Linked DNA regions of Homo sapiens: region 1 is linked to region 2. A link is a loop called in an ENCODE intact Hi-C map of the cell type or tissue named here. Cell type or tissue: natural killer cell. All regions are shown on one strand. Each heading gives the region's core, and the rest is flanking DNA. Links, peaks and the distances in the headings are about the cores only.

Region 1 (12,334 bases), core at 1,779-9,778, 230 kb after region 2:
GCATCCTCTCTGTAACTATTTTCTGGACCATGTCTCCCCTCCCTCTCCTCACCTTGCACTGGATTTTGAACCCCTTGAGCTCACATCCCTGCAGATACATAACACGCTTGAAAATGTCTATTGAATGCGTGAAAAAATGAGTGTTTTTTTTTTTTTTTTTTTGAGACCGAGTATCACTCTGCTGTCTGGAGTGCAGTGATATGATTTCGGCTCACTGCAACTTCTGCCTCCCAGATATCAAGCTATTCTCGTGCCTCAGTCCCTGGAGTAGCTGGGATTGGATTATAGGCATGCGCCACAATGCCCAGCTAATTTTTGTATTTTTAGTAGAGAAGGGGTTTTGCCATGTTGGCCAGGCTGGTCTCAAACTCCTGGCCTCAAGTAATCCACCCACCTTGGCCTCCCAAAGTGCTAGGATTACAGGCATGAGCCACCACCCCTGGCCTGCGAGTGTTTTTCTAGGGCTAGAAGCCAGGAAGGAATGCTGGACACGATCATGTCATCACTTTGGGAGCCTATGCCAGCTTTCTACTGAAACTTCCAGAAGATTATTTTTTCTTTTTAAAATCATTTTTGTCATCTTAAACATCTCTGTACGTGCCTATTCCTGCTTTGTGTTTTCTTCTAATTCCCAGTTCACTGGAAGAGTAAAGACAGTTGACATTGTCGGAGTCTGGGAAACAGTCCATCCCTCCCTGGCTTTGGTTACCACCAACTACCTCGGTTCTCCTCCTTCAATATTCAGTTACCATTACCCCTGGGGCAGTGTTTCTTATACAATATCAAAACACTTCAAATATATAGAGACATTAGCAGTCAAAATTTCCATCAAAGGGAGAAAATAAAACCACCTTTTTTTTTTTTTTTTTTTTTTTTTTACTGAGTCAAACTCAACATTGTCACCCAGTCTAGAAAATATGCTTTCCCTGCAGTTCTTGCTAATTGCATTTTACTGCTGCTGCCTTCTGTTCTAAAGAAGAGAAGAGAACTATTCTGGAAACTATAATTGGATGGTATCATCAGTTATTATTTCCGAGGGAGGTCAAAGGTAGTCATTAGTTTTAGCAACTAGTGGTTCAATGAAAACTACCTGCAACAATGCAATGGGAAGCCATCTCTTTTAGTGAACAGAATTATTTCATACTCAATATTTGTTCTCTCTCTAAATATGTCAATGGAAATAAAAACATATTTCCGAAATAAACGGTGGCTTTATGAAGATTTTTTTCTTGAGATACGTACAATTCTCACCTTGCTTGGTTGACTTAATAAGCCCTATGGAGGCAAAATGATATGTGTGGTTGACGTACAATCACAACGTAAAAAACATTCCCGAGGCTTGCACCATTTAAAGGCTTGTTCCAAAAACATCAGACTCTCCGAGAGAATACAGGTACTTCAAACTCCCTTTTCTTCTGTGAGTACCATTGACATTCATGATTATCTTAGCTTAGGTGTCAGGAAACAGCCAATAATTATTGTCCATTTCAGAAGGAAAAACAGCATAGAATTATTAGAGGTATGGTAGGATTGGGGTTTTCTGCCTTTCGAAGTGAGTTGAACATGAAATAACAAAAAAGCAAAAACTGTAAACATTTAGAAGGAAATTTTACCAATTTTTGGAAGAGAAATATAATAAAAGTTTTAAAGGGTTATTTGTTTGGAAACAATAATGATCTTGAAAATGCAGCTCGATCCACCAAAGCAGTCACTTCAATATGGAAGCGGATCCTCATGGAGAGCTCACAGCTGCCTGTACCAGCTCAGAATCCACTGGATCATTTCACTGATCTTGGATCTATCTAAAAAAGATTACAGAGTAAACAATTCTTCAAGCCACAGGATCTTATGGTGGGTATTTTCTGTTTTGTTTCTGTCTGTAAAAAGTGAATTATAAAAACAAAACAGAAACAAACAAAAACCCCATCTCCCTTCTTTTTTTCTATTCGTTATTCCTGAACAACATCCACTTCCTTTTCTGCTCTTGTCTACCTTTGCAATTTCTGGCACAGATGTGCTATGCTGAGTGCCAAGTTTAGGTCCACAGATGTCGTCATAAAAAACAGGAACTAGAAAATTAGAAAATCTCAGTGCTTTGCAATGCTTATTAGCGCAAAACTGCAGCAATATGCTTTATAGTTTTTACTAGTAGGCTCTTGGGGGCAAGTCTACTCATTGGTTTGTGGACTTATTCTTACTACAAAATGGATCATTCTGTATAGACCACATCTCTTGATTAAGAGATGTGTCTATGGGACTTAAAAAAAAGGTGAAACTCTGATGTATGATTCCTGGTGTACTGTCCAACAACAACAACAAAGAATTTAGGGGATGGAGGGAATCAAGATTCATCTGGTATATAGTTTAAACTCCCTCTCAGTGTAGAAATTGTCCCAGCAACATCACATAATCCTTGAGTTTTAGAGTTGACGAGGACCTTAGAGAGATAACAGGGCAACTCCTGGAACCCACAACCTCACATAGAAACTCTCTGTAGAACACCCAAGCTGGATGGCTGCTTAGCATGGAAACCTGTGCAAGACACATCATTACCTTTTAAGAAATCTCAATATTTAGAAACAAGTGCATTTTAGAGAATTGTTCTAAATTGAATTGAATTGTACTGAATTGTATTTCAATAGAAACAAAAACATATTTCTGAAACAAATGGTGACTTTATCAAGATTTTTGTCTTGAAATACGTATAATTCTTACCTTGCTTGGTTGACATATTGAGGCAAATGGTATGTGTGGTCGAGGTAGAATCAGAACTTAGATGACAACATACCTGAGGCTTGTTCCATTTAAAGGCTTGTTCCAAAAACAAGTGAATTGTTCTGTTTAGAGAGCTGATTTCTAGCCTCTTGATGAATCCATGCATGGGTTCCGCCTCTGACTTCTGGAGCCTCACAGAAAAAGCTGTGCATTCCTTTAGTGTGCCTGGCCTTCAGACAGCTGAGGTCTCCTGGAGCAGCCTCCATGGAGTTTTCTCCATTTCCAAATCATCCTAGTTGTTTTATTCCCCACTCCTGGATAGGGGTTCTTCTTACCGTCCCTCTTCACCATCACGCTGACCGTCTTCCTGGGTGAGTCATGGCCTGACTGTTCTTTTCCTAAAATGACGTGTAGGTGTGACCACCCTGTAGGGGTGACCTGATTTATAAAATGCATCCTTTCTATGGCACCCTTTTGTTACATTAAATTAACAACATCCTTCTTATATGGCAGTTAACAGTCTGTCTAAGAATATTTTCAGCTTTATGAATTAATCTGTGCCTCTTAGTTTATGGTAAACCATTCTGCTTTTTAATTCTCAATTCCGTTCGAGCCACTTCATGTAGGTTATTTGACTTCTTAAAGAGCGAGGCCAGTTTCCGAAGTGGTGCTCTGAAAGGTCCGCCATCTCAGAGAATCAAGTCTCACAGTAAGGAAAAAAAGAAGAGACTGGATAAAAGGAAACGATTTTATGGACAGAAACACACTCTTTTTTTATTTTATTTTACTTATTTTAATTTTATTTGATTTTAAATTCTGGGGTACACCTGCAGAACGTGCAGGTTACATAGGTAAACTTGTGCCATGGTGGTTTGCTGCACCCATCAACCCATCACGTAGGTTTTAAGCCCCGCATGCATTAGGTATTTGTCCTAATGCTCTCCCTCCCCTTGCCCCCCAACCCCTGACAGGCCTCAGTGTGTGATGTTCTCCTCCTTGTGTCCATGTGTTCTCATTGTTCAAGAAACAAACTCATTTTAAAAATCTATCGTAAGGAGCTTGAGACAAAAAGTGCTAAAACACCACAGATACTAGGTAAGCCAGTGGTAGTATTTAAAGACACTGAAGCAGTAGAAATTTGAGATGTTGTTCCAGATAACACAAGTACCTCCCACTGATTAACATTTTGTCCTACAGTTCTGTTTTAAAATTCTTTTATGGGTGCTGGGAAAACTGGCTAGCCATATGCAGAAAGCTGAAACTGGATCCCTTCCTTACACCTTATACAAAAATTAATTCGAGATGGATTACAGACTTAAACGTTAGACCTAAAACCATAAAAACCCTAGAAGAAAACCTAGGCAATACCATTCAGGACATAGGCATGGGCAAGGACTTCATGACTAAAACACCAAAAGCAATGGCAACAAAAGCCAAAATTGACAAATGGGATCTAATTCAACTAAAGAGCTTCTGCACAGCAAAAGAAACTTCCATCAGAGTGAACAGGAAACCTACAGAATGGGAGACAATTTTTACAATCTACCCATCTGACAAATGGCTAATATCCAGAATCTACAAATAACTTAAACAAATTTACAAGAAAAAAAATCAAAGAACCCCATCAAAAAGTGGGCAAAGGATATGAACAGACACTTCTTAAAAGAAGACATTTATGCAGCCAACAGACACAAGAAAAAATGCTCATCATCACTGGCCATCAGAGAAATGCAAATCAAAACCACAATGAGATACCATCTCATACCAGTTAGAATGGCCATCATTAAAAATTCAGGAAACAACAGGTGCAGGAGAGGATGTGGAGAAATAGGAACACTTTTACACTGTTGGTGGGACTGTAAACTAGTTCAACCATTGTGGAGGACAGTGTGGCGATTCCTCAAGGATCTAGAACTAGAAATACCATTTGACAGCCATCTGATTACTGGGCATATACCCAAAGGATTATAAATCATGCTGCTATAAAAACACATACACACGTATGTTTATAGTGGCACTATTCACAATAGCAAAGACTTGGAACCAACCCAAATGTCCATCAATGATAGACTGGATTAAGAAAATGTGGCACATATACACCATGGAATACTATGCAGCCATAAAAAAGGATGAGTTCATGTCCTTTGTAGAGACATGGATGAAGCTAGAAACCATCATTCTGAGCAAACTATTGCAAGGACAGAAAACCAAACACCACATATTCTCACTCTTAGGTGGGAATTGAACAATGAGAACACTTGGACACAGGGTAGGGAACGTCACACATCGGGGCCTGTCGTGGGGTGGGGGAAATGGGGAGGGATAGCATTAGGAGATATATCTAATGTAAATGACGAGTTAATGGGTGCAGCACACCAACATGGCACATGTATACATATGTAACAAGCCTGCACCTTGCGCACACGTACCCTAGAACTTAAAGTGTAATAATAATAATAAAATTCTTTTATGACAATTTTAGACAAACAGTGGAGGTTGGAGAATTGTTTTTTTAAAAAGGCCCCTAAAGAAAATATAGCTAAATGTTGATAGTGATTGTTATAAAGAACATTTTTCTAATTTTTATAGTTCTACATTTTTAAACTTTTTTGAGCATGTGTTATTTTTGTCATGGAAAAAATGGACACTGTGATGGCCTTTTTATTCACTTCTCTTAGCCTGGTATATGTGGAGAAGAATTGGTCAGCTTATGCAATGTGTAGAAAAACTTTGGGTACTAACAAATAAAACTTTCCCAGGAAACAAGTTTTGAAAATGATTTAACTCTGAGGTTTTAAAAACACTTTAAACATTCCCTTTGCAAAAAAATTCATTGAAAACAAGCCGATGGTCTTAGGAAATATTCAGTTTAAACATTTACAGAACAAAAATTGGATCCTATTTTAAAATCATTCCTTTATAAATAAGTGTCTGAAATATTTTGGAATCCAGCAAATACATTCAAAAGCATGTTTGATTAGTTGGCTTGGGAAAGGAAGAAATTGGGCCTGTAAAACAAACCTTGCTTTAGAAATCCATGAAGTTGTCCCTCCCTACATCAAATTTCTAAAAGCAAGATGCCTACCACGAAATATGTATGGTTTTCAATTTGAGGCTGAAGTTATATAGAACAATGCTGCAAGTAGGCCACCCTGACTTCAAGGTCAGCGAAATTAACATCCAGATTGCACCGTCAAAATTCGTCATCAGCGATCATCATGCGCCCCCTTCTGGCTCCATTACCACACTCTCATTTGTTCCCGTTGCGTTGAAATGAAGGGAAAACAGGCTTTTGGACCTGGGAAAATCTTCCTTAGTTTCTTTATCTGCCCACATTCTCCTTTGTTCCTGTTGCATGGAAATGAAGGGAAAACAAGCTTCTGGACCTGGGAAAATCTTCCTTAGTTTCTTTATCTGCACAATGAGGAGTTCAGATCAAATCTTTCCTAACACCCCTGCCATATACAAAATTCTGAGCTTATTATATTGCAACATAGAATTTTGGAATTGCTCATAGACACAAATGCCTAAGGAACTTTCAGCAAAACTCTGAAACAGAAAAAGTGTTTGAAATTATGTAGTTTTTATCTTCGGCATTTTGAATGTGCATAATCATAATAAGAATTAGTCACAATTGTTCTGTTTCTTCAACTCTGTTCTGCACAGATAGGGGATCACGCTCTTTCAGATTTCAGAGGCAACTTTACAATTATCCTCTCTTTCATCCTTACATTTCTTTATATTTTATTTTTCCACATTTTATACTCTTTATCTTATTTATTTTCCTTTTCATTCTTTGTTTTCTTGTTTTCTTTCTTTTCTTGACTTTTTTTTTGTCTTTTCTTCATTCCTACCTTAGGTTTTATGAAATTAGTTGTCCCTTGGGTATAATAAACACCATAAAAGTACTGGCCCTCTTGAGTTAAAAGAGAAGATATTATTTTTCACAGCCTGAAATTATAACCACTTAAATGTTTGGCAAATTGGCACCATCTCCTGGCCACTTAAAGTGCCATCTGAACTATGTAGGTCCTACAATGCTTTATTTCCTTGCCAGTCATCTGAGTGTTCATTTTGCTCTATTTACCCTAAAAACTCCTCCCATAAATAGATCTGACATTTTGTGAGCATCTCATTCTGCTTAAGGCCTGATATTTACACTATGAAAGTGTGGCTTGGAGAAAAGCTTTCTGGATTTTCCGCTTGTTTTATTTATATAATCAAATCAAGACACCATAAGGAAAAGTCACATGGCTAGTCCTGAATTTAGGAAGCATATGACCCTTCTCTGTTCCCTCTGCGTCCACACATCTAGAGAATTATTGGGCCATTAAGACGGGTTTACACTTCTGGAATATCCACCTGTTTAGAGAGTCAGAAATGTGGGCATAGCTGAGGGGAAGGGATGGTCTAAATGCCTTCTAGGTGATGGGGGAAAACAACTTGAGCAAAAACAAAAACAACTGAGCTCTCTGAAAAGTTCAATAGCTAATTCTCTCAGTCTCGTGGGTCCTGGCATCAAAATGAAACAAAAGAAATTAGAAAAATTATTGGGAAATGAAAACTTGAGGACCTTATTATCTTAGCTCCACAGAAAATACAGGGTAGTGGTATATAGGTTAATTTCATCAAGAAAAGATAGCAAGATTTCTTGAAATTCAGAAAAAAGCTCATAGTCTTCTAGAATAGTCTAGAATTCACATCACACATACCTCTTCTTCTACACAAGCTTCATTACTGAAAAGAATTGCTAAGCTAGATATTCTTAGACTATTTCTCAGAAATACACTTGATAGAAGAAGCGATAGATCGATAACTGTGTGTGTGTGTGTGTGTGTGTGGAGAGAGAGAGAAATAGTGAAAGTTTAATGACAAATACTTTCATCTGGATCTTTCTTTTAAAGAACACATTTTTACCTTTAACCTGCCAAGAAAATGTTCTAACTCCTAGGGGCTCAATGGTTACTTTTGTTTACCAATGTCAAATTCGACATGTGCTTCTTATGATTTATATCTAAAGTCTAGTGCCATGATCACATTGAGAAAGAAAAAAATACCTTTGAAATAACCAGTTTAAGATGTCCCATGCCGCCAGACCCCCCCACTGTGAAACTCTCCATTGCTTCAAAAAGCTGAAGTTTCTGGTAGAAAAGACATATACTCTTTTCTGGAGAAGTAGCCACTTACATTTTATCCATGAATACAAAACATTTTTTTCATAGTTGATATTGTAGATATTACATAAATTTAATGGGCCCTGAAACTACTGGAAAATCTTTAAGTCATGTTGACTGCTTGGGTGATTTTGGATTCCTTGGCTTGCAAATCTCAGGAACTGTTTTAACAGAGAACAGTAGTGGCTTGTTTTGTGCTAAACCACCCCGACAGCAATTTAGTTGTCATTCAGCTACTAAAGCTTTACTTTATGGCTTTGAAAAACCTGGCTTTCCCTGTTCCATTATCTGCTGAGATAAAATGATATTGGAAGGTTATGACCGATGACAGAATGGCTTCTTTTCCCATCTTTTCTAGCCTCCCCATACGTTGGTCAACACGTGCCTTTTCTCGGCACTGAATGTTTTTAGAATGCTTTGCTTGCCTGCAGGCATTTTATGCTTACGAATTTCGCATCATTTCTTAACCTTCTCTGCATCTGCTTTCAGTCTCCAAAGGAGGCTAGAACGCTGGGTCCTCTGAGTCTACAGCTTCATTGCAGTAAAGAGGATGAGGGTGGGAGGGGGAGAGTACCTCTGGGGGGATTCTAATGCTCACATCCAATCTTGAATTGAGAGCAGTTGCCTGGGAAACAAAACCTCAAAAAATCTCATTTTCACATGCATCTTCAAATCTTCAAATGGCAGGACGTACTTCTGTGTTCAAAGGAAGTCCTCCAAGTCTAAGCGTCCAGCAAGTCGAGATTTATTATCTGCCCAACTCATCTCAGGATTCTATGGATATTTTCTATCACACTGGTAATCAAATAAGAATAACATACATGTGTTAAAAACAGACACAAATAAAAAAGGTTAAACTGGGTTTCTCTGGTTGTGTGAGTTGAGAGGCACCAGGGAATAGCAGAAAGGATTCTGCAATGCAGTCAGAAGACTCATTTTGCAAACATACCTCTAATTGGTAACTTAAATGTAAATTCGCGGTGAGTGCTTGGGCTGTGTGTCACAAATAAGACTCCCAGTCCCTGTTTCTTCATTGGTAAAGAGAAGTTTGGCATGGTCTCGAGATACTCCACTCCCGACCCCACCTCCTAGATCTAATAATTATCTGATCCTTTGGGAGTACCTAAAGGCTGTTGGCATCTTTCTACAAACATTTATTGGATAGTCATGATGTTGCCAATCTAGGGGAACTTCTTTCTATCACCTTAGGTTCTGTAACTGGAGCTTGCAAATCAAACTGATAAAATACAGAGTAACAGGAAAAAACATTTTATTTCAAATGCATGTGGCAGCTTTGCAGAAAAGAAGTGAAATCCCAAAGAAATGGTTAAGTTTGAGAGCTTATATACTATTTTAACAAAGGGTGATACATTGTGAAGAAGTGACAAAAGAAAAGGGGTTTCTAGGTGTGATAAATTGTGGAAAAAATTATATATATATAAAATATATATTATATATAGACAAGGGTTATTTAGTAAGTTTTTTTTTTTAATTCAAACGCAAGTCTCTAGTGATAAGCGTTATGTTGCATGATTAAGAGTCATTCTCCTCTTCCTGGTACAGGAGAGGGAGACGCCTTTACAAATAAAAATGTATTCCCTGTTTTTCAGGCAGAAAGAGGAAGGCCAGAGAATTCTTCCTGTATCTGCTGTTTCTCTAGTGCCTTCAGCTCAAATAATTTTTATGTCAAAGTGGCATATTTAAGGGTGGCATATTCTGATCTTTTTTATTAGCATAGTTCTTTTTTTTTTTCTTTTTCTGGCCCTTTTGTGTTTAGGCTAACTCATTGGTTCATTATTTGATTCATCATGGGCATTAACTACAAAAGAAATTTTGGGGGTAAAACATTAAAGAAAGGTATAATTTTTCAGAGATTATACAAGTTCAAGTGTATTTTTGGGATTTTTTTTCCATCAGAAATACATTCAACAGCAATGTTGATTATGCCACAGAGAATTGTCCTAATGAGTGTGTGTGTCTGCCACCCAAAACCAATGTTTGGAATGGAAATTATGCTTTCCTTCTAAAGGGCAGTATTATATATATATATTTCTTTCTTCAAAAATGTAATCTAGTAACAAGAAAGCTTCATTCTCAGTCTATGGGAGGGAAGTGCAATGAACTGGCTGGTTCCATTGTTACCATGCAACAATTTATTCTGAGCTATATGAACAAAAGACATTCTTCTCAGGGATGGCCTTATTAATCAGTTTATTATTCAATGGGTCAGAATTTGCATTTTGGTGAGTAGTATCGTTTTTATCTCTTCATGTTGCCAAAGTTGTAGTCACATTACAAGAGAGCTCTAAATTAACAGCACAGATATGCAGTTTCTTCAAGAGTAGTTAACTTTATTTCAAATGAATTCTGCTTCCTCTGCCTGGCATTTCTTTACCCGTTATCTCCAAATGTCCAAATTCAACCTATCACTTAAGACCTATTTCAAATGCTGTCTGCCCATCACCTCCTTTGAAGCTTCTCTTCCCTCTTTAAACTGCCATAGGGACAATTTTTTCTATATCGGGACAATTTTTTCTATATCTCTCCTACAGAACATATCACTTTCTACCATGCGTGCCGTTACTTAGTTGTGTGACTTACGTTGTCTACTAAAGTGAAAGCTTCTGAAGATACCATCACAGAGACCAGTACAGGGCCTCGCCCAACATGGTCTCAGTAAATATCTCAAGAATAAATAAAGAGTGGGAAGATGACACAGTGAGTTGACAATCCTTGGATAGCTTAGGCACCCTGTTGATTATGTTTGAAAACTTTTTCTTCACTTATTTTCAATTGGCAGATGCTCACGGGACATGATTTACTGTTAACAACAACTCAAGTAAAATTTAAAATGCAGCACGGTAAATCTTAGGTAACACAACAAATGGTAAAACCAAATGCATAATTTAGTCCAATGTGAGATATAAATAGTTTAGAGGCCATACTCCCATTTTGAACTATTTGTTTGAGTGATCTCTCTATTAGCATGGGGGATAGAAGTCAACCCTTTGTTTATAATATGCAGGTGTGTTGTGGACGGGTAACTGCTATGGAATGAATTGTGTCCTCTCCAAAAATTCATATGTTGAAGCCCCAATTCCTAATATGACTGTATTTGGAGATACAGTCTTCAGAAGGTACCTAAGGTTAAATTAAGTCAGAAGGATAGGGCCCTAACTTGGTAGAATTGTGTCCTTATAAACAGAGCTCTTCCATGCAGGGACACAGTGAGAACACAGCCATCTATAAGCCAGGAATGGAGTCTTCGCCAGAGACCAAATCAGCCGGCACCTTGTTCTTGGACTTTCCAGCCTCTGGAACTGTCAGAAAATATATTCTGTTATGTAAGCTGCCAAATCTGTTGTGTTTTGTTGTGGCAGCCAGAGCTAAGACGGGACTTAAACAGATGAAACCTTTTCACTGGGAGCCAGGTGCAATGGTGTGCACCTGTAATCCCAGTGACTCAGAAGGCTGAGGCAGGAGAATTGAGTGACGACTGGAGTTTGAGGCTGCAGTGAGCTATGATCACGCTACTGCACTCCAGCTTGTGTGACAGAATGAGACTCTGTCTTTTTAAAAAACAAAACAGCAACAAAAAACTTTTCACGTGACTGCTTGCATTTGCTTGGTGAAATGTTTTTGACTGTGAACACCAATAGTATAAACAGGGATTACTTCACATGGAGCCTTTGTAGAGGGAACTCCAGGAGAAAGAAGTCTATGGAAGGGCAGCTGATTATCTGGGCATTTTCACAAATAAACTCTTGAGTTCCCAAAAAATAACCACAGGGACCATTGCTGACATTCAGGGAAGTAAAGTCTTTTCATGGATGTGAAGAGAAAGGATCAATTTCATTATCATCTTACAGTTGCCAAGAGAAATAAGTCATTCAGATGTCATGGTATGTTATAGAGGAAATACTGACAAATGTAAACTCTTAGATCATGGCAATATAAAACGAAATCTGACTGGACACAGTGGCTCATGCTTGTAATCCTAGCACTTTGGGAGGCTGAGGCGGGCAGACTGCCTGAGGTCAGGAGTTTGAGACCAGCCTGGGCAACATGGTGAAATCCCGTCTCTACTAAACAAACAAACAAACAAACAAACAAAAAACTATTAAAAGAATAAATACTGCTAAGCACATTAATAGGGAAAAATATGGAGAACTAATGTATTCCATAGAAAGATGTTTACTCTGTATTTAAATAGAGTGACAATTCATTTTGTATGACACCCCAAGTTTTATTGCTTTTTCAGTCAAAGAGAGTAACCAAAATGTTGACCTTTACAAGTTCCCTACACATTAGGAAAACTTTTCTTGTAAGAAAGATTCTGGCCCTGAGTAGTTGAAATTGCAGAAAATCTGCAAACATGCTGGTCCTGATGTTGGAGACTTCAGTAATTAAAGAGAGGATGTTCTCAAGCCCAGCGCCCTTTCTGC
Region 2 (12,334 bases), core at 1,339-9,338:
AAGTCATACATCCTGTCCAAGATTTCAACCAGAGGCAGGGGAAGATGAACTGGACTGAATATTTCTAATAAAAAACTATGGGAAACAAAAGACTGAGTAAAATAAAAAAAAACCCTCTATATAACATAAATGCCCATTTTCTCCTGCCTCAGCCTTCTGAGTAGCTGGGATCACAGGCGTGTGCCACTATGCCTGGCTAATTTTGTATTTTCAGTAGAGACCGTGTTTCTCCATGTTGGTCAGGCTGGTCTCAAACTCCTGACCTCAGGTGATCCGCTCACCTTGGCCTCCCAAAGTGCTGGGATTACAGGTGTGAGCTACTGCACCCAGCCTAAATGCCCATTTTGTTTCTTTTTTTTTTCCCCTTTATTGTTTTGGAGACAGGGGTCTCGATACATTGCCCAGGCTGACCTCACACTTCCAACTTCAATCCTCCTGCCTCAACCTCCCAAGTAGCTAGAAGATTGATTTTTAAGCCACACACTGTGCTTGTTTAATGAACCAACTACATCTCCAGGTGAGCGTATTCAAGGTCATGGAACTGGTTCCTGGGCCGTTATGTTATAACTGATGCACATGAGGGTTTCTCTTACACTCATTTTGACATTTAATGCTCATAATATTGGTGCCTCTATTAAAACACAGACGGTGCACATCCCATTTAAACCCAGTTCAATAATAATCATTGTTTGCCACATGCAAGTTGGAAACTAAGAGGAACAGAAAACTGACCAGAAGACCTAATGCTCGTCTTATGAAGACGCTCTTGGCTTCGCTTCTTACCTTCACCAGAAGGTCCTTTGCTTCCTTCTCCAGCCACCGTGGGTAAAAGGGATTGTCCATGCGGATGGAGTGGAAGAGCTCCTCCTCATCCTGCCCGTGGAAAGGCGACTGACCAATCAGCATTTCATAAAGGAGAACCCCGAAGGACCACCAGTCCACAGAGTGGTTGTATTTCTGACCCAGCAAGATCTGCACAACCAAAAGGCAGACAGGAAATTAACAGGAATGAGGCTGAGGAGTGACAACTCTTCCTGAGCGTCTCAAGGCCACTCAGTAAATGGTCGAGGATGATGGTGTGCAAGAAAGATCACCCTGAAACCCATCTCTTGGGAAGCCAATGACTGGAGAGCAGTGTCTAAACAATGCTGAAATTTTTGAGTTTGAGTCTGAGTAAACACTTTTCAGTTTCAATTTGTACTTTTCCTCTGCTTATAAAGAAACAATGAAACTATGCCATTAGTTTTTATTTTCCCATCAGTGACATGGGAACTTAGGTGGCAGATATTGGACCTAAGAAAGCTGGTATGTGTCTAAGTTCTTCAGTGGCTCTGGTGTGAGCCTGGAAACCAAGCCTACGTGCTTTGCTGACTTGTACTGTCCTGAGTCTTTGCATAAACTCTGTAGTAATCAGGCATCCAAAGAGGTCATCTGGACAGTTCCCTTCCTTAAAGCCTTGCTATCTATGGCTGTTCAGTTCAGGGGGCACAACTCTAATCACTGACATGCAGAATCAAATTGTGTCCTGTGCCAGGAAAGAGAACCTAGGATAGCAAAGTGCTCAAATCTAGGCCGGGTGCAGTGGCTCACTCCTGTAATTCCAGCACTTTGGGAGGCCGAGGCTAGTGGATCACCTGAGGTCGGGAGTTTGAGACCAGCCTGGCCAACGTGGTGAAACCCTATCTCTACTAAAACTACAAAAATTAACCAGGTGTGGTGGTGGGTGCTTGTAATCCTAGCTACTCCGGAAGCTGAGGCAGGAGAATCGCTTGAACCTGGGAGGCAGTGGTTGCAGTGAGCCAAGATCATGCCAATGCACTCCAGCTTGGGCAACAAGAGAGAAACTCCATCTCAAAAACAAAAAAAACCCCAAAGCACTCAAATCTAGAAATGAAAGATCTCTAAGAGCTACCTACAGCTCGATAGCGGGGTCTGAGTCTATCTGTTAGGGAGGAGGATTTAAAGTCTGGAAGCCTACCTAACATTTTGAAAGATTCCTATCCTTTCACCAACCCACTCTTCTGGCAAAAAAGGCTTTGTATGTTGATCTTTCAATGAATTCCTTTTTGGACATTGGAAGGTAGAGGGCACGCGCCATTCTGCTCAGCGTCTGACATCCCAACAAACTGTGCCTAAGCTTCTCTGAGATGGTACATGGTAGGACCCATCCATGGATGAAAGAAATAAGGAAAATGTGCCGGTGGGTAAATTACCAACGGAAATAAAACCAGTATGTAGAGGAGACAGCTGCACTTGCTTGCTCATTGCAGCTTCATTCACAATAGCCAAGATATGGACTCTAAGTGTCCATCAGTGGATAAATGGATACAGAAACTGTGCTATATATACACAGGGGAGTATCAGCCCTGAAAAAGGAGAAAATCTCTACTTGCAACAACATGGATGAACCTGGAAAACATGATGTTGAGTGAAGCAAGCCAGGCACAGAAAAACAAATGCTGCAAGATCTCATTTATATGTGAAACGTAAACACGTTGAACTCATAGAAGCTGAGAGTGGCAGTCGCCAGGGTCTGGGCAGAGGGTAGGGAGGAGGGATAGGGAAGGCGTTGAAGAAAATGTGGTACCTCCACACAGAGGAATATTATTCAGCCTTCAAGGTGAAGGGAAACCTGTCACATGCTACGTGAGTGAACCTTGATAACATTATGCTAAGTGAAGTAAGCCAGGCAGGGAAAGACAAATACTGAATGATTCCACTTACATAAGGTACCTTAAGTATTAACAGAAGTTTTTGCCCTTACTTTCAGTGACAAAAACCGTAACTACTTCTGCACCAACCTAATAGTTAAATTCTAGAGACAGGAAGTGGAATAGTGGCTGCCAGGAGCTGTGGGGAGGGGGAATAGGGAGCTGGTATTTAATGGGGACAGAGTTTTGGTTTTTCAAGATGAAAACCTTCTGGAGATTGATTGCACAACTATACAATACACTTTATTTTATTTATCTATTTATTTTTGAAATGGAGTCTCGCTCTGTCACCCAGGCTGGAGTGCAGTGGCACAATCTCGGCTCACTGCAACCTCTGCCTCCTGGGTTCAAGTAATTCTCCTGCCTCAGCCTCCCGAGTAGCTGGGATTACAGGTGCATACCACCATGCCCAGATAATTTTTGTATTTTTGGTAGAGACAGGGTTTCACATGTTGATCAGGCTGGTCTTGATCTCCTGACCTCAAGTGATCCACCCACCTCGGCCTCCAAAGTGCTGGGATTAACCGCACCTGGCACTATTTTTAACATTACTGAACTGTACACAAAAATAGTTCAGATGGTAAATTTCATGTTACGTGTATTTTCCCACAATTAAAAACAAAACCCTAGGACATAATAGTGGCACATAAAATTTTTTTTAATGGAAAAGAGGGAAAAAAAATCTTCGTTAATTCATGACTGCTGCTCCAAGGATGAGTTGCGGGCAAGTTGCTTTATTAGCCAAAACAAAATGGAGAAGGAATAATAGGATTGAGGCACTAAACTTAAAAGCAAGACAGTCAGACTCTCTTGGGGATGAACATCTGTTCTACCTTGTAATGTGTTTGGGCTTAGCTGGGTGCATCTGTGAACAGACACACATAAATACACACACACACACACACGCACGCAGAAGGTATTTTTTTGTTGGCGCTACTCGTATGACATGGAATTTTTCTCTTCCTTCTCTAATGGGCCTTTGGAATGAATGGCAGAATTGCAGCACTGATGGCCTTGAAAAGAAAATGACACCACAATTCCAGCCATTCTCCCAGCCCTTTGGGAGGCTGAGGCGGGTGGATCACCCGAGGTCAGGAGTTTGAGACCAGCCTGGCCAACATGGCGAAACCCCGTCTCTACTAAAAACACAGAAATTAGCTGGGTGTGGTGGCGCACGCCTGTAATCCCAGCTACTCGGGAGGCTGAGGCAGGAGAATCGCTTGAACCCGGGAGGTGGAGGCTGTAGTGAGCCAAGATCGCGCCTCTGCACTCCAGCCTAGGTGACAGAGCAAGACTCTGTCAAAAAAAAAAAAAAAAAAAAAAAAAAAATTCCAGACATTCCAGTATTTTCTAGGAAAGCCAGATGTTTTGATGTCGGTGAGCTTTTTTAGATGGAGCAGACTGATGTGCACGGCAACCCCATCCCTGACCCTCCACCACCCCGGGGCCCACTCCTGGGAGACAGATCAGTGCTAAGTGAGGCCCAGGGGTGCTGTGAAGTCTCTCTAAGGCAGACTTGCTAAACAAACAGAAGAACAATATCAACAGCAGCACAAGAGTTTTTCTGGCCATGTAAAACGTCACAGGCTCTACTTCTGGCTTAATCCCTTATTGTGTAGTTTTGGGAGGACCCTTTCACCCTTCTTGTTTGTGAAAAACGGGAATCATATCTGGCCCGCTTCTTATAAGCTTCTTGTGAGATCCAGTGAAAAGTAGCAAAGTCAAGATGATTTGTCTTATGGGACAACTATAAATGTTATGATAAATATCTGCTTTGATGATGCACTTGTCCCCGTTTCTGAAAATAAAGTTGCAAACAGAATTTTGCAATGTTACTGATTTCCAATATAAAAATGCTACCCACTACTCTTACCTCGATATTTACATGCTAAAGTTTACTTTATAATTTAGAAAAAATAGGCTTTGCCTTAAGGAATCATCTGAAGGTAGACCCAGGGAGAATGATAAGGAAATATAAGATGCACCTAATACAATCTTTGCTCAATTTGCTGGGCCAGGGACACATGCAATTTCCGAGACTTGCCCACAAGGCGGCGTCAAAGCAACCAGAAACGTCTCTGAACCACATATCTTTGTAAACAACTTCGTTTTGGCAGGACAAACAAAAAGAAAATTTGGAAGGACAGGAGACAGCTGTGGTGCAAATTAAGGCTTCAAAGCTTGGCGATGTTGGTAAAAAATTTCAGTTTTACCTTAGGAGGAAGAAGTAAAACGCAAACTCACACGTGCAGCAGAGTGTTCGCCTCAGGAATACTGATATGTGTTAGGAGTTTTGCAGACGTTATGTCTTTTATTGATAAGAACCCCCCTGAGCTAGGCACAGTTATCCCTCTCCTATAGGGGGTGATGATTGGGCTTAGAAAGGCCAAAGGTCTTACTTAAAGTCTCCTAGTTAGTGAGCTGAGAGCAATGTTCTGAATCTGGTCTTTCAGGATTTTACCACGTGATGTTCCTTCCATAGCATAATGTGCCTCTTGGTTTTAAACCTCAAGCTGTCATGGTCACACTATGCTCAGTTTTTTTTTTTTTTTTTTTTTTTTGGAGACAGAGTCTCGCTTATGTTGGCCAGGCTGGAGTGCAGTGGCGCGATCTCAGCTCACTGCAACCTCCGCCTCCCAAGTTCAAGCGATTCTCCTACTTTAGCCTCCTGGGGAGCTGGGATTACAGGTGTGTGCCACCACATCCAGCTAATTTTTGTATTTTTAGTAGAGACGGGGTTTCACCATGTTGGCCAGGCTGGTCTCGAACTCCTGACCTCAGGTGATCCGCCTACCTCCGCCTCCCAAAGTCCTGGGATTATAGGCATGAGCCACCATGCCCGGCCCATGCCCAATTTTTAAAGAGACTGTGGTGGAGAAACACCAGCAAGGGTGGCCCCTTTCTCTCTCAGCCCCGGGACCTTGCCTCATTGTGATCTCTTCTTGTGTTCTGCTCTTTTTCAGTCCTTGCTTTGACCCAAAGAATCAGATGCACAGCTCAAAATGCACAAGGAAACCCGGGAAAGCAGCGAGAGAGGAACAGTGGTTTCACCGAACGACGCCAGAGCAAGCCTCATCTGTTCTCCTTCAGCCTCAGAAGCTGGGAAGTCAGGTCTGGACAGGCGGGGCTCTGCCACCATGATGTGCAACTGGGTGAGTGCTGCCCCAGCAGTCAGTGACCTCCTGGGGCCAATACCAGTGTGGTTTCCAGGGAAATCCGACTTTCTCCAGGGAGCTGCTTCCATGCATTGCAATCCCATCTGGATTTACTGAGTGTCTAGTGTGCCATAGAAAGTATGATGTTTCCGGCTGGGCGCAGTGGCTCACACCTGTAATCCCAGCACTTTGGGAGGCCAAGGCGGGCGGATCATGAGGTTAAGAGATCGAGACCATCCTGGCCAACATGGTGAAACCCTGTCTCTACTAAAAATACATAAATTAGCCGGGCATGGTGGCACGCGCCTGTAGTCCCAGCTACTCGGGAGGCTGAGGCAGGAGAATTGCCTGAACCTGGGAGGCGGAGGTTGCAGCGAGCCATGATTGTGCCACTGCACTCCAGCCTGGGCAACAGAGCAAGACTCCACCTCAAAAAAAAAAAAAAAAAGTACGATATTTCCCTGTTTAACTGCCTTCCTATTCTTTGTCAAAATGAGTTTGCACCTCCAAAGAGACATCAGCCTCTCTTTGCTCCTATTATAGGAACACAGGGGGAACAGTGGGGCTTTTGAGACGCACTTTAGCTCTCAGGAGGTGCAGCCTAGTGAGACGATCCCCAGTTGAGGGAGCACAGGTGTGTTTTTCATGTGTAGCTCCTGACTCTGCTACGAAATGCATGAGCTTCTGAGATTTGAGTTCTCCTCACAGGAACGATGGGTGCCTGCCAGATGGCCTCTGTCCCAGCAGTTGTGTGTTCCTGTGTTTTAATTCTCTGCCTCACCTAGTCGGCCTTCCCCAGGCCACAGAGTCCCCTCCCTGAAGGTGCTTACAGACACGTTTGTAGGTGAGACAGCAGCGGAACACTCATAAAGACCCTGCAGGGCAGCATCGACTTAGAATCACACAAGAGAGGCTAACATTTCTCTAAGGCACTGAGGAGGGAGAACACAGCTCCAGTTTTGTTTGGTTTTTGAGGGCAAAAGGGGCAATGGGGAACTGAGTGAGGTGAAAGAAAACTTCACCAAGTGGATGGTGGGAGGGCAGCCTCCGACCAGGGGTGGGATTTTTCCAGGTGGAGTAGGGGGAAGCTGGGGAGGGTTATTTAACAAAAGACGCCCAGAGGTGGGGAATTCAGTATACACTTAGAGATGAACTTTTAGGGTGTTTGACTTTGTGTGGTCGTTTATTCAGGAAGGAGCTGAGGGCTGCTGCTCCAGCCTGTGAGTGGATAAGCCATGGTCCCTGATGGGGAGAAGCTCAATGGATTGGTCAGGTGGATGTAGAGGTGCTGTGGTTGCACAGGGAAGGGAACAGCAGGTGATTCCTAAAGCCGGTGGCAACTTTAGGGAGAAGGTGACTGTTTGAGGGGAGGGTCACAGACCAAGGATGTGCAATGGCAGAGAGGCACAGTGTGGCCTGGCCAGGGAAGGTAGCACTTAATTTTTTTTTTTTGAGTCAGAGTCTCACTCTGTCACCAAGCTGGAGTGCAGTGGCACGATCTCGGCTCACTGCAACCTCCGCCTCCCGGGTTCAGGCAATTGCCCTGCCTCAGCCTCCTGAGCAGCTGGGATTACAGGTACGTGCCACCACACCCAGCTAATTTTTTATATTTTAGTAGAGACGGGGTTTCACCGTGTTAGCCACTATGGTCTTGATCTCCTGACCTCATGATCCACCCGCCTCAGCCTACCAAAGTGCTGGGATTACAGGTGTGAGCCACTGCACCTGGCCAAAACCAAGATTTTTAAAAAGTCATTTAATCTCATTATTTTGATGAAGCATAGATATTTTTGTAGTATTAATAAATATAGTTCTGCAGACACCGCTGCTGATACCCAGGCAAACAGGGTCTGGAGTGGACCTCTAGCAAACTCCAACAGACCTGCAGCTGAGGGTCCTGTTTGTTAGAAGGAAAACTAACAAACAGAAAGGACATCCACACCAAAAACCCATCTGTACATCACCATCATCAAAGACCAAAAGTAGATAAAACCACAAAGATGGGGAAAAAACAGAGCAGAAAAACTGGAAACTCTAAAAAGCAGAGTGCCTCTCCTCCTCCAAAGGAACGCAGTTCCTCACCAGCAACGGAACAAAGCTGGATGGAGAATGACTTTGACGAGTTGAGAGAAGAAGGCTTCAGATGATCAAACTACTCCGAGCTACAGGAGGAAATTCAAACCAAAGGCAAAGAAGTTGAAAACTTTGAAAAAAATTTAGACGAATGTATAACTAGAATAAGCAATAGAGAGAAGTGCTTAAAGGAGCTGATGGAGCTGAAAGCCAAGGCTCGAGAACTACATGAAGAATGCAGAAGCCTCAGGAGCTGATGCGATCAACTGGAAGAAAGAGTATCAGTGATGGAAGATGAAATGAATGAAATGAAGTGAGAAGGGAAGTTTAGAGAAAAAAGAATAAAAAGAAACGAACAAAGCCTCCAAGAAATATGGGACTATGTGAAAAGACCAAATCTGTGTCTGATTGGTGTACCTGAAAGTGACAGGGAGAATGGAACCAAGTTGGAAAACACTCTGCAGGATATTATCCAGGAGAACTTCCCCAATCTAGCAAGGCAGGCCAACATTCAGATTCAGGAAATACAGAGAACGCCACAAAGATACTCCTCGAGAAGAGCGACTCCAAGACACATAATTGTCAGATTCACCAAAGTTGAAATGAAGGAAAAAATGTTAAGGGCAGCCAGAGAGAAAGGTCGGGTTACCCACAAAGGGAAGCCCGTCAGACTAACAGCTGATCTCTCGGCAGAAACTCTACAAGCCAGAAGACAGTGGGGACCAATATTCAACATTCTTAAAGAAAAGAATTTTCAACCCACAATTTCATATCCAGCCAAACTAAGCTTCATAAGTGAAGGAGAAATAAAATACTTTACAGACAAGAAAATGCTGAGGGATTTTGTCACCACCAGGCCTGCCCTAAAAGAGCTCCTGAAGGAAGCACTAAACATGGAAAGGCACAACTGGTACCAGCTGCTGCAAAATCATGCCAAAATGTAAAGACCATCAAGACTAGGAAGAAACTGCATCAACTAACGAGCAAAATAACCAGCTAACATCATAATGACAGGATCAAATTCACACATAACAATATTAACTTTAAATGTAAATGGACTAAATGCTCCAATTAAAAGACACAGACTGGCAAATTGGATAAAGAGTCAAGACCCATCAGTGTGCTGTATTCAGGAAACCCATCTCATGTGCAGAGACACACATAGGCTCAAAATAAAAGGATGGAGGAAGATCTACCAAGCAAATGGAAAACAAAAAAAGGCAGGGGTTGCAATCCTAGTCTCTGATAAAACAGACTTTAAACCAACAAAGATCAAAAGAGACAAGGCCATTACATAATGGTAAAGGGATCAATTCAACAAGAAGAGCTAACTATCCTAAATATATATGCATCCAATACAGGAGCACCCAGATTCATAAAGCAAGTCCTGAGTGACCTATAAAGAGACTTAGACTCCCACACAATAATAATGGGAGACTTTTAACACCCCACTGTCAACATTAGACAGATCAATGAGACAGAAAGTTAACAAGGATACCCAGGAATTGAACTCAGCTCTGCACCAAGCAGACCTAATAGACATCTACAGAATTCTCCACCCCAAAGCAACAGAATATACATTTTTTTCAGCACCACACCTATTCCAAAATTGACCACATAGTTGGAAGTAAAGCTCTCCTCAGCAAATGTAAAAGAACAGAAATTATAACAAACTGTCTCTCAGACCACAGTGCAATCAAACTAGAACTCAGGATTAAGAAACTCACTCAAAACTGCTCAACTGTGTGGAAACTGAACAATCTGCTCCTGAATGACTACTGGGTACATAACGAAATGAAGGCAGAAATAAAGATGTTCTTTGAAATCAATGAGAACAAAGACACAACATACCAGAATCTCTGGGACACATTCAAAGCAGTGTGTAGAGGGAAATTTATAGCACTAAATGCCCACAAGAGAAAGCAGGAAAAATCCAAAACTGACACCCTAACATCACAATTAAAAGAACTAGAAAAGCAAGAGCAAACACATTCAAAAGCTAGCAGAAGGCAAGAAATAACTAAAATCAGAGCAGAACTGAAGGAAATAGAGACACAAAAAACCCTTCAAAAAATTAATGAATCCAGGAGCTGGTTTTTTGAAAGGATCAACAAAATTGATAGACCGCTAGCAAGACTAATAAAGAAAAAAAGAGAGAAGAATCATATAAACACAATAAAAAATGATAAAGGGGATATCACCACTGATCCCACAGAAATACAAACTACCATCAGAGAATACTACAAACACCTCTACACAAATAAACTAGAAAATCTAGAAGAAACGGATAAATTCCTCGACATATACACTCTCCCAAGACTAAACCAGGAAGAAGTTGAATCTCTGAATAGACCAATAACAGGATCTGAAATTGTGGCAATAATCAATAGCTTACCAACCAAAAAGAGTCTAGGACCAGATGGATCCACAGCCGAATTCTACCAGAGGTACAAGGAGGAACTGGTACCATTCCTTCTGAAACTATTCCACTAAATAGAAAAAAAGGGAATCCTCCTTAACTCATTTGATGAGGCCAGCATCATCCTGATACCAAAGCCAGGCAGAGACACAACCAAAAAAGAGAATTTTAGACCAATATCCTTGATGAACATTGATGCAAAAATCCTCAATAAAATACTGGCAAACCGAATCCAGCAGCACATTAAAAAGCTTATCCACCATGATCAAATGGGCTTCATCCCTGGGATGCAAGGCTGGTTCAATATATGCAAATCAATAAATGTAATCCAGCATATAAACAGAGCCAAAGACAAAAACCACATGATTACTCAATAGATGCAGAAAAGGCCTTTGACAAAATTCAACAACCCTTCATGCTAAAAACTCTCAATAAATTAAGTATTGATGGGATGTATCTCAAAATCATAAGAGCTATCTATGACAAACCCACAGCCAATATCATACGGAATGGGCAAAAACTGGAAGCATTCCCTTTGAAAACTGGCACAAGACAGGGATGCCCTCTCTCACCACTCCTATTCAACATAGTGTTGGAAGTTCTGGCCAGGGCAATTAGGCAGGAGAAGGAAATAAAGGGTATTCAATTAGGAAAAGAGGAAGTCAAATTGTCCTGTTTGCAGATGACATGATTGTATATCTAGAAAACCCCATTGTCTCAGCCCAAAATCTCCTTAAGCTGATAAGCAACTTCAGCAAAGTCTCAGCATACAAAATCAATGTACAAAAATCACAAGCATTCTTAGACACCAATAACAGACAGAGAGCCAAATCTTGAGTGAACTCCCATTCACGATTGCTTCAAAGAGAATAAAATACCTAGGAATCCAACTTACAAGGGACATGAAGGACCTCTTCAAGGAGAACTACAAACCACTGCTCAATGATATAAAAGAGGATACAAACCAATGGAAGAACATTCCATGCTCATGGGTAGGAAGAATCAATATCGTGAAAATGGCCATACTGCCCAAGGTAATTTATAGATTCAATGCCATCCCCATCAAGCTACCAATGACTTTCTTCACAGAATTGGAAAAAACTACTTCAAAGTTCATATGGAACCAAAAAAGAACCCGCATCACCAAGTCAATCCTAAGCCAAAAGAACAAAGCTGGAAGCATCACGCTACCTGACTTCAAACTATACTACAAGGCTACAGTAACCAAAACAGCATGGTACTGGTACCAAAACAGAGATATAGATCAATGGAACAGAACAGAGCCCTCAGAAATAATGCCACTTATCTACAACTATCTGATCTTTGACAAACCTGAGAAAAACAAGCAATGGGGAAAGGATTCCCTATTTAATAAATGGTGCTGGGAAAACTGGCTAGCCATATGGAGAAAGCTGAAACTGGATCCCTTCCTTACACCTTATACAAAAATTAATTCAAGATGGATTAAAGACTTAAATGTTAGACCTAAAACCATAAAAACCCTAGAAGAAAACCTAGGCATTACCATTCAGGACATAGGCATGGGCAAGGACTTCATGTCTAAAATACCAAAAGCAATGGCAACAAAAGCCAAAATTGACAAATGGGATCTAATTCAACTAAAGAGCTTCTGCACAGCAAAAGAAACTACCATCAGAGTGAACAGGCAACCTACAAAATGGGAGAAAATTTTCGCAACCTACTCATCTGACAAAGGGCTAATATCCAGAATCTACAATGAACTCAAACAAATTTACAAGAAAAAAACAACCCCATCAAAAAGTGGGCGAAGGATATGAACAGACACTTCTCAAAAGAAGACATTTATGCAGCCAAAAGACACATGAAAAAATGCTCATCATCACTGGCCATCAGAGAAATGCAATTCAAAACCACAATGAGATACCATCTCACACCAGTTAGAATGGCAATCATTAAAAAGTCAGGAAACAACAGATGCTGGAGAGGATGTGGAG

The links. Peaks named below come from ENCODE experiments on the same cell type or tissue, not always from the same donor. Only the 100,000 strongest peaks of a DNase experiment are listed, where the experiment ranks them.
Region 1: it touches region 2 in a loop (9-fold over the local background); 29 of 110 quality-filtered maps call a loop at or near these places.

Annotation. Positions count from the first base shown.
Region 1 is chr10:6,672,444-6,684,777 of GRCh38, forward strand. No RefSeq gene overlaps it. Among named protein-coding and RNA genes, the nearest start is that of LINP1, 59 kb to the right of the region's middle. RefSeq lists an enhancer at 5,687-6,188 and a silencer at 5,848-6,006. In natural killer cell, for the core only: CTCF peaks have their summits at 5,948 (motif pointing left) and 6,149; a DNase peak (open chromatin) is centred at 5,928; H3K27me3 peaks cover 361 bases.
Region 2 is chr10:6,441,110-6,453,443 of GRCh38, forward strand. PRKCQ (protein kinase C theta) reads right to left here. Exons shown (of 18, transcript NM_006257.5): 16 at 784-972. Among named protein-coding and RNA genes, the nearest start is that of LINC02656, 97 kb to the left of the region's middle. RefSeq lists an enhancer at 1,782-1,951. In natural killer cell, for the core only: CTCF peaks have their summits at 4,734 (motif pointing right) and 4,933; a DNase peak (open chromatin) is centred at 4,752; H3K27ac peaks cover 325 bases.